Linked DNA regions of Homo sapiens: region 1 is linked to region 2. A link is an interaction called in ENCODE POLR2A ChIA-PET data of the cell type or tissue named here. Cell type or tissue: GM12878. All regions are shown on one strand. Each heading gives the region's core, and the rest is flanking DNA. Links, peaks and the distances in the headings are about the cores only.

Region 1 (4,412 bases), core at 80-4,079, 85 kb before region 2:
AGACAACTTCCCTTATACAGCTCGAGGGATTATGACCACAGGTGACAGAAATGTGGCAGAGAAAACAGTATCCCATTTCTGCTTACAATTAATTAAAAAAAAGTCAGTAATTAAGGTGGAAGTTCAACTTTTTTTTTTTTTTACAGAGTGTTCTGAATATTTACCTGTTTAGCATTGCAGTAAGCTTACATACAGATACACACACATTAATTAAATGTATCTAAATTTTAAAACATTAAAAATGATTCAAATAAATGGAAAGGCATATTATACCTCTAGGAAGAAAAATCAATATCATAAAGATATAAATTCTCCACAAATGGATCAATAGATTCAATGAACTGTTCATAATATAAAAGTTTAATATGATGTATAATAAGGAAAGAAACCCATATGTCTATCTACAGAAGGATAGGTTAATTAATTGTGGTATATTTGTAAAATGGAATATTATTGAGCTATGTCAATGAACAAACTTTTCACAAACATCAAATGGAAGATATTCAGTAAAATGGCAACTCCTATTAAAGATATTATATTGTATTATGTATACTGAAGATAATATTTATTAATTTTGATTCCTGCAGGGATATTTACCTGAGTAGAGCATTGTTAAAACTTAAATATTTTTCCACTGCTATTTCAGCATACACTGTACCACATTAATTTAAAATGATACTGTAGCAACAATTAGCTATGTTGAAAATGGCTGCTTTTCAACTCAGAAAAGGAAAAATAGACAAAAATTCTCATGAGAATTTTTATTTATACATAAATAATTCTGTCTTTATTACTCAATGTTATTGATTACTCAGGAGTAAAAACACAGTAGTAACAAATTTAGAACAGTTTGGAAATATATATTTGGCCTGAAAACATGCATACTACCATTTTAATTTTTAAGAGATTTTTTAAATATATATAAGGAAAAATGGCATGGTAAACCAATGTCCAAATGTAGAAGTAGGAGTAGCAACTTAAATAATTCTTAAGAGTAGAAAGCTGATAATAGTTGTCCTCAGTCTTCGTTTGCATATATAAGTAGCAATATTTCTTTTACTGTAGCTTTTCTTCCTTTTTTTTTTTGTATTTTATTGAGATCACCTTTCTCAAATCCTCTCTATGAAAATTTTAGGCCTTTGATGAAATGACCTTCATATTTGGGTGCCAAAGAACCAGAGGATTTCAAATGTTCCTGATAAAGACGAGTTAAGAAATATATTTTTATTCAGTATGCCCATCCATACTCACTTACATTCAACAAGGTATAAAATTAATACATCCACTATGTTATGTCTTAAAGGCAGTTTGAAAAACAGAACCAAGGATTTGAGTTTGGGAAACCTTTGCTAGTGCAAAGACTCATGGCAAGACAAGCACCAAATACACTTTAAAATATTTATTCAGATTTATTTGTACTTCACTCTGATCCCTCCCTGCCTCTCCACCCACCCTCTTACCTGTGTACAGATTTCTAACATTATCTTCTTGAATGTACAATAGTCTAATCTACAGTTTTTTTCTGTTGTAGATATAGCCACTCCAATCCATTTTCACAAGCAGCAAGTGACATTTGTAGAAGATAGAAACCAAAATCCTACTCTAAAAATAGATTATAATGTGGTTTCTTTCTGGCTTTATTTTCTGCTACTCCCCACATTCATCCTCTCCTCTAGACACACCATCTATTTATAGTTGCTAGATGAACACTTTAAATTATTTACCATAAGTATAGGTTAGGATTCAATCATGGAACCAGAACAACTGTGAGTGATATAAAATAAAACACATTATAAGGATTTATGCCTTACAAAATTCTGGGGAAAGTGGGTGAAGTAAAGTTCCAGGAGACGGTTGAAGCATCAGAGAAAAGTCACTTACCAAGGAGACAGCTAAGGAAAACTGGTGAAGAAATCTATGGAAGAAGTTGCCTCTGTATCTGCTGGTGAGGTAGAAGTTGCTTTGATCGGTAGATAAGCCATCAGGAAGAAAAGCTCTAAACGAAATAGAAAAAAAAAAAAAAGAAAAGAAAAGACAACCTAAAATCCTTGAGAATAAACTGGTATTCACAAAGACACATCAGAATATGCTTCAAACCCAAATGATACAGGTAATCTGCAGAAGAAGCTGGTGTCTTTCACCCCAGAGTTGCACACGTGTCTGACTCAGGACTTGGAAAAGCTGAAGGAAGCGATCTGACAGCAGGCAGAGGAGCTGTGGGTCTATGCACACCAGTGAGAGAAGCCCGTGAATCAGCAGCAAATGTGCCAAGGGTTGGCCATGCATGGAGGCTTGTACTAATCTTCTGTAATGACTGCTGTTCCTCTTGTACCTTCCAAATCTCACTTAAAGCTCTTTGTGCCAAATCCTAATTATACAGGGAAAGTAGTTCTAGAAAATTCCGTGCCTGCTTGGCTAAAATCTTATAGTAAAAAACCACCACATTCTATTTATGTGTATTCCCTCCTCTGCCTGGAGAGTCCCTTCACCTCAGTGTTACCACCTAATCTAGATAGTATCTCCTCCCCCACAGAGAATTCTCTTTTAAATACACAATTTGTTTTAAATATCTCTCCTCTCATACTTCCTAACTAATGTTGCTAATGGCTATTATAATAATATATTATAAACCATAATTATTATAACATATCATATAATAATGTCTAAATATTATATTTTCTTCATTTTACATTTATGAATTTTCTAATTTTACTAACTTAAATTTCACTCCTTTAAACTTGTGTTTAAGTGTTTAATATTATTAAAAACTATTTGTGGAGGAAATAAATGAATACTATTTATCACATCCTACCCTATATATCGAATTATTTATCTGCCATCCCAACTGTATTATATGCTTCTTGAGGACAGGACTGAGTGGTCTTTTGGTGTCTCTCTATCCTCAGCACTTACTAAATGCCAGAAACATTTTATATGTTCAACCAATTTGGTTCAACATATGATTTTATATACATCACTATCTTCCTTTCTAGCAGTCAAAAAGGAGTCTTTCTTGACAGTTTTTGTATATTTGTCACAAGTTCATATTAATTGGCCACATAGTCAGAGGGCACCTAATAAGTGCTGCAAAATGTTATATTTAAATCGATATGTGTTTTTTTACGTATACCTGTATGTATACCTGACAATTCAGGATGTCTGATGTGTTCATGAGTGGATAGATACTTCATGAATAGGACAAGAAATTTTAATGTATTCATAATATTACTTGTCAGAAAGCCAAGTCATTGATCATCTTTATAATTCTCACAATGAATGACTCTAACTCATGCATACAGGCCGTCGATACTTGCTGTCACAATATAAGAATTAATTTCAGTTAAATGTTCACAGATAAATTAGAACACTTTTGCTGTTTGGATATCTGCTTTGCCTCATCACTTTTATGACTTCTCTTATCTTTCTGTTAGGCTTATAAGCTCTCTGTCTACAAATTTGACTGAGTAAGACACACCATTTGAGATATACATGTTCACATCTTACAGAAAAAAATCGTTAAACTACTCACCAGTTGAATGTAATTTAGTTCCATGCCAGTTTACTAGGCAACACATTTATTCAGCCTAATGCACTGTGTTCTGATTTCTAACAACAGAAGCCAGCTGATTTTCACAGTGAAAAACAATTTACAGATAAAAATCAATCTGTTTTACTTGACTGGATGGCAAACACCTTACAAATATTTACTTTAGCTGTTTTTTTGTTTTTTTTTTTCCTAAAGCAAAACGCTTTTAAAAATTTCAATTTGATTCGTTTTGTAAAACATTTTGGAGTTGTCCTCCTTCTCTTATTCTCTTTTCTCAGGAATTCCTTGCCCATTTTTACACTTATCATGCTCCCTTATTATTTTAATTTTTTTCTGCTTACACATCTTCAATCAAAAATCTTATTTAGGGCCAGGCATGATGGCTCACACCTGTAATCCCAGCACTTTGGGAGGCTGAAGCAGGTGGATCACTTGAGGTCAGGAGTTCAAGACCAGCCTGGCCAAAATGGTGAAACCCCGTCTCTACTAAAAATACAAAAAAATTAGCCAGATGTGGTAGTGCACTCCTGTAATACCAGATACTCTGGAGGCTGAGGCAGGAGAATTGCTTGAACCCTGGAGATGAAGGTTGCAGTGGGCCGAGATCATGCCACTGCACTCCAGCCTGGGCAACAGAGTGAGACTCCACATCTCAAAAAAAAAAAAAAATCTTAAAACCTTTTAGGGAGAGTCTTATACAACTTCCACTTCTGATTATGACAGATTATATTTTACCAGACCAATCTGTCTGTGAAAGCAACAACTGTAGATGATGTGTGAATTACAAAAACAAAAACAACAAAATTGCTCCTTAAAGCCATCAGAGAATATTCAGTAAAATCAAAATGTGAGTGGCCAAACTCCA
Region 2 (4,412 bases), core at 300-4,299:
GGTTTATACCTTTAATGAATGCCAGGTACTAATAGCAGAATCTGTGCCTGATCAATATTCAAATTACCTGGTGATAAATGGGCTGCCAATATGTGCAACACAGTCTGCTCTCAACACAGTCCCTGTATTCTGTATTATATTTTATCTTCAGGCAATAGAACAAGAGCCCCTAATATATTGTTGCATGTATGCAAAACTCAGGTTTCTAAGTCACAGTTAAATTTGGACATTTTCCTTAGTCAAAGATAGTTTTGAGTATTCTGCATGTGACATAATAAGGAAGAAAATCAACATCCAGTCAAATTTTAGTGTGCATATTTTCCTTCTAAATTTCATACCAGGAAAATGGAAAAGTGGAGTTCACCAGTAGGTTTTAGCCTTTTAAAGATCAAGGTTTTTATGTTTAATGAAAAATGTTAGGCTAGGGAGAAGAAAAGGGAAAGATTCTTGAAGGGAAAAAGAGAAGTTTCATTTGAATGCATACAGCAAGTGTTGCCATGGGAACCGTGCTCCAACTGTGAAAAAGAACATTCATCCTGCCTGTTATTGGGAAGTCCATCATGTGCTGGCAGCTGCAAAAATCCTTCTCTTATTAGTGCAAAATTTTAATTTTCCAAAGGGTTTGGGTGTGGATAAGTGGTTTAAATAGTGATAAGGTCTCCCCAAGTAAGCTATAACCATTACCTAAAATTTTGATTCTGATGACAGTGTTTTTTATTATTTTCACTAATTACTATCATTTTCTAAGCGTCTTCCATAACTGCTGTGGAGACAAGGAAATATTTGAGGGTACAGACTCTTTTTATAATTGCTTTTTTCATTGTTATTTGTCTTAGGCCAGCTAAACTATAGATATCATATATAATGTTATATATATATCATTCACATCAAATTCTTCTATTACTATTTACTGAGAACATATAAAAGATCTGTTTTATATTACAAATATGGAGAATTTTGCTATCAGAAATCAATGCAAACAATGCCAAGTGGCCAGAAGTTTAGTCTTAATCCCCAATCTACAATTGCAACAAATTTTATGCTTTGGGGGAAAACGATTAATGCCCAGCTAATTTTTAAAAAAATAAACTAATGTCTGTTGGAATAATTGCTCCTTTGTAGGTGAGAGACATAATGCTCCATGTGAGGTGCAGTTTGGCATAGTTGAGAATGGGGACTGGTGGAACCAGTTGCCTGAATAAATCCGTGTTCTTCCATTTAATGGAAGCATGAACTTGGACAAGTTACATACACCATTTTCTTCTTTAAAACAGAGATTATGGTGATAATAACACTTTGTAGGGTTGGTGAGGAGATCAAAATGCTAATATAGTGGTTAGCAAACTATTTCTATAAAGGATCATATAGTAAATATTTGATGCTTTATAGGACATACAGTCTTTGTGGTAACTAGTCAACTCTGCTGTGGTAGCATGAAAGCAGTGATAGGAAATACGAAAATTAATAGGTGTGGCCAACTTAAAAGAAAACTGTATCTATAAAAACAAACAGCAATGCTGAACCTGGCCTGTGAGATGTAGTTTGCCAACCCCATGAAGCACTTGCAATAATGCTTAATTCAGAATAAGTGTCAAATAGGTGTTAAATATTATGGGTTACACTGAATTTTTGTGGTTGATTTAAAAACAAAAACAAAAAACAAGGTCTTGTTCTGTTGCCCAGTGTGGAGTTCAGTGGTGTGATCATAGCTCACAGTAATCTCAAACAACTGGCCTCAAGTGATCCTCCCACCTTAGCCTCCCCAGTAGCCAGGACTACAAGCATATGTGACAATGTCTGGTTAATTTTTTAAATTGCTTTTGTAGAGATGAGCTCTTGCTATGTTGTCCAGGCTGTTCTCAAACTCCTGGCCTCAAGTGATCCTCCCACCTCAACCTCCCAAAACACTAGGATTACTGGCGTGAGCCACTGCACCCTGCTGTGGTTGATTTTAATTTAAACTGAATAAAGCACGTTGAAGTTACCAACATATTCTCAAAATTAGGAATTCAACTGAGACATAATTCATCCAGAAACACAATTTAAAGGCGTACAAATGATTCAGAGTTTTTAACTCATCTGTGTAATGGAAGACCATAGTACTAAGTAAATATTACTCTGGAGATTCCTCTACTACTAAGAGTAAACTACATAATTCATTAGTTATAAAACATAAGAAATAAAAATTTAAATGGAGTGATTAGAATAAGTTGCTCTGTAAAGATTTTTAATGTACCATTTTATTCAAGGAATAATTTAAAGAGCAAGAGTAATGTAAAACTACAATGGGAATGTCAGTTACATTGAGATAAAACTAAGACTTTAAAAAAATGATATTTACTGTGAGATAAAAGTATCATCAAATTATGATCACAATTTATGATATAAAATAAGCTTCTTATGTCACTGATAATAGTACTTGTGCTCACCTTTCATAATCAAAATATGAAAACCACTTGAAATTGTAACCATGAGTGGCAGGTGGTAAAATTTCAAATGCTTATTTCAATGGTACTAATAATATTTTAGTTTTAGAGCCTCAAGATTTAAAGGACTAGGCTGCCATATTTTTCCTCCAGGAGCTAGAGTTATGGACTGCCTCTAATTAAATAATATCCAGGCTGCAGTTTACCAAAATGATCATGAAATAATCATCCCCTTCTCAAATCATTCAATCCTAAACTGATAAAATTCTCTAAGCTTCAGTTGCAAACTTATCCTTTAAATGTATGACCAAGAAATATATAATTTCAAAAGAAAATAAAGATTAGCATATAGTATGTATTATTTTTCTCAATTAACAAAATTTATTGACAGAAAAAGACCCCAAAAGACACATCTGTAGTGGAAGATTAATTTTGTTTTCATCCGGAACGTTGTTTCTCTGAATAACTTGATTACAAAGCCCCTAGAAGCTGATATTAAAATTGACTTAACTAATCATGAAAATCCAAAAACTTTGGGTGGCTTTGCAAATTTATCTTTTACTTATCCCATGAACACACACTATACAAAGATTTGAAGTTAAGTTCTCTCTGAATGGTTTTTTCAGTCATAACCTACACATTTTCAGTAATGCTCAGCCAGAATGGTCATCATGTTACTCTAGAGGAACAAATTTAGAGCTGACTTCTGAAAATAGAAAAATATACATGTTGATTTTTGAGTTCTCAAAGTAATTACTAGGTTCAAAGATAATATTCCATATTGTTTAAGTATTTGGCTTCTATAAAGTGCAACTGTCTAATACACCAAAAGATGTAGACCACTAAAACATATAAATTTTCATTAGCATTCACATAAATCCTATTTCACCTAAGACAGACCCTGTTTATGCCTGTTTCACTGATAGATTTTCTTTTGACTTTTAAAATTATCCCAGTATGGAAAATGATATATGTAGATGCATTAAACTTTCAAATACTTATTTATTTCTAGATACTGTCAACAAACATTTTAGTACCTACCACATGCCAAGCATCTTCTAGGCCCCATGTACATTCTGTTTTAATGAATTTACACAAAAAATTGTTTTAATTATTGAAGAGGGCACTGAGGCTTCTACTTCCCGTAGGATATTAACATAGCTATTAGAAGCTATTATTACTGCTCAGAAATAAATGCCTTGGCTTCTGACACTGAGGGACTTCACTGGCCAACTAAGTGGTCTTAACTGAAATTAGTAAATTACACAGAAATAATTGCCACAGTTGATTAGCATACAGCCCTGGTGTCAAGGTCTAGAACAAAATTAAAGATTTCCGTCTTTTCTATAACTGTGAAGTTTGAGCTCCAGGCATTACATATTCATACAAAGTTCCAAAATGGGGATAAAGAATAGGTTGCCCTTCTAGCATAGAGGCAAATGAAATGAAATTCAATGTTTTAGACAAGACATGATAAAAGCATAGTTGGTAGTATTTGAAATAATCTTATATGGAAATTGAAGTGATCAAACTGGAAATAATTCAATAAACATTACCTACCATAAAGCTTTTTATATTACTTATTCCCAAATGAATGTTCATATCCATTTTGAATGTGATATGTACCTCCTCACATATTAATCCTTACAAAAATCTCGACATGTATATAGCCAACATGATTCTCATTTTACAGATGAATAAACAGTTTTACAAACGTTGTAACATTTATATTTTTAATAGCAAGAAGCTTTGTGGCTTATAGGAGAGACAGACACAGAAAATATAAATTAAACTATATTTATTCATTATCTTCCACATTAAGATTCTCAGAATTAATTGTTCTCTTAAAGAAATGGTGCAGCACTCTGTAGCTGCTCTCCAATCTTCAGACATTTTATTTTTTCCACCCGTCATAATGAGATCTGACTTCCTCTGTATGTTATTTTTTGGGGTTGGGTTCTGCTAGATGTCAGTATAATCTGAAGA

Evidence for each region. Peaks named below come from ENCODE experiments on the same cell type or tissue, not always from the same donor. Only the 100,000 strongest peaks of a DNase experiment are listed, where the experiment ranks them.
Region 1: POLR2A ChIA-PET joins it to region 2 with 6 read pairs; 2 of 35 experiments call an interaction of 5 or more read pairs at or near these places.

Annotation. Positions count from the first base shown.
Region 1 is chr4:43,761,245-43,765,656 of GRCh38, reverse strand. LOC124900848 (a long non-coding RNA gene) reads right to left here and starts at 2,162. Exons shown (of 2, transcript XR_007058445.1): 1 at 1,882-2,162; 2 at 1-1,195. RefSeq lists enhancers at 2,285-2,354, 2,425-2,554. In GM12878, for the core only: no CTCF peak of the experiment used is centred there; a DNase peak (open chromatin) is centred at 2,246; H3K4me3 peaks cover 1,251 bases; H3K27ac peaks cover 1,602 bases.
Region 2 is chr4:43,676,721-43,681,132 of GRCh38, reverse strand. No RefSeq gene overlaps it. Among named protein-coding and RNA genes, the nearest start is that of LINC02383, 190 kb to the right of the region's middle. In GM12878, for the core only: no CTCF peak of the experiment used is centred there; no DNase peak of the experiment used is centred there.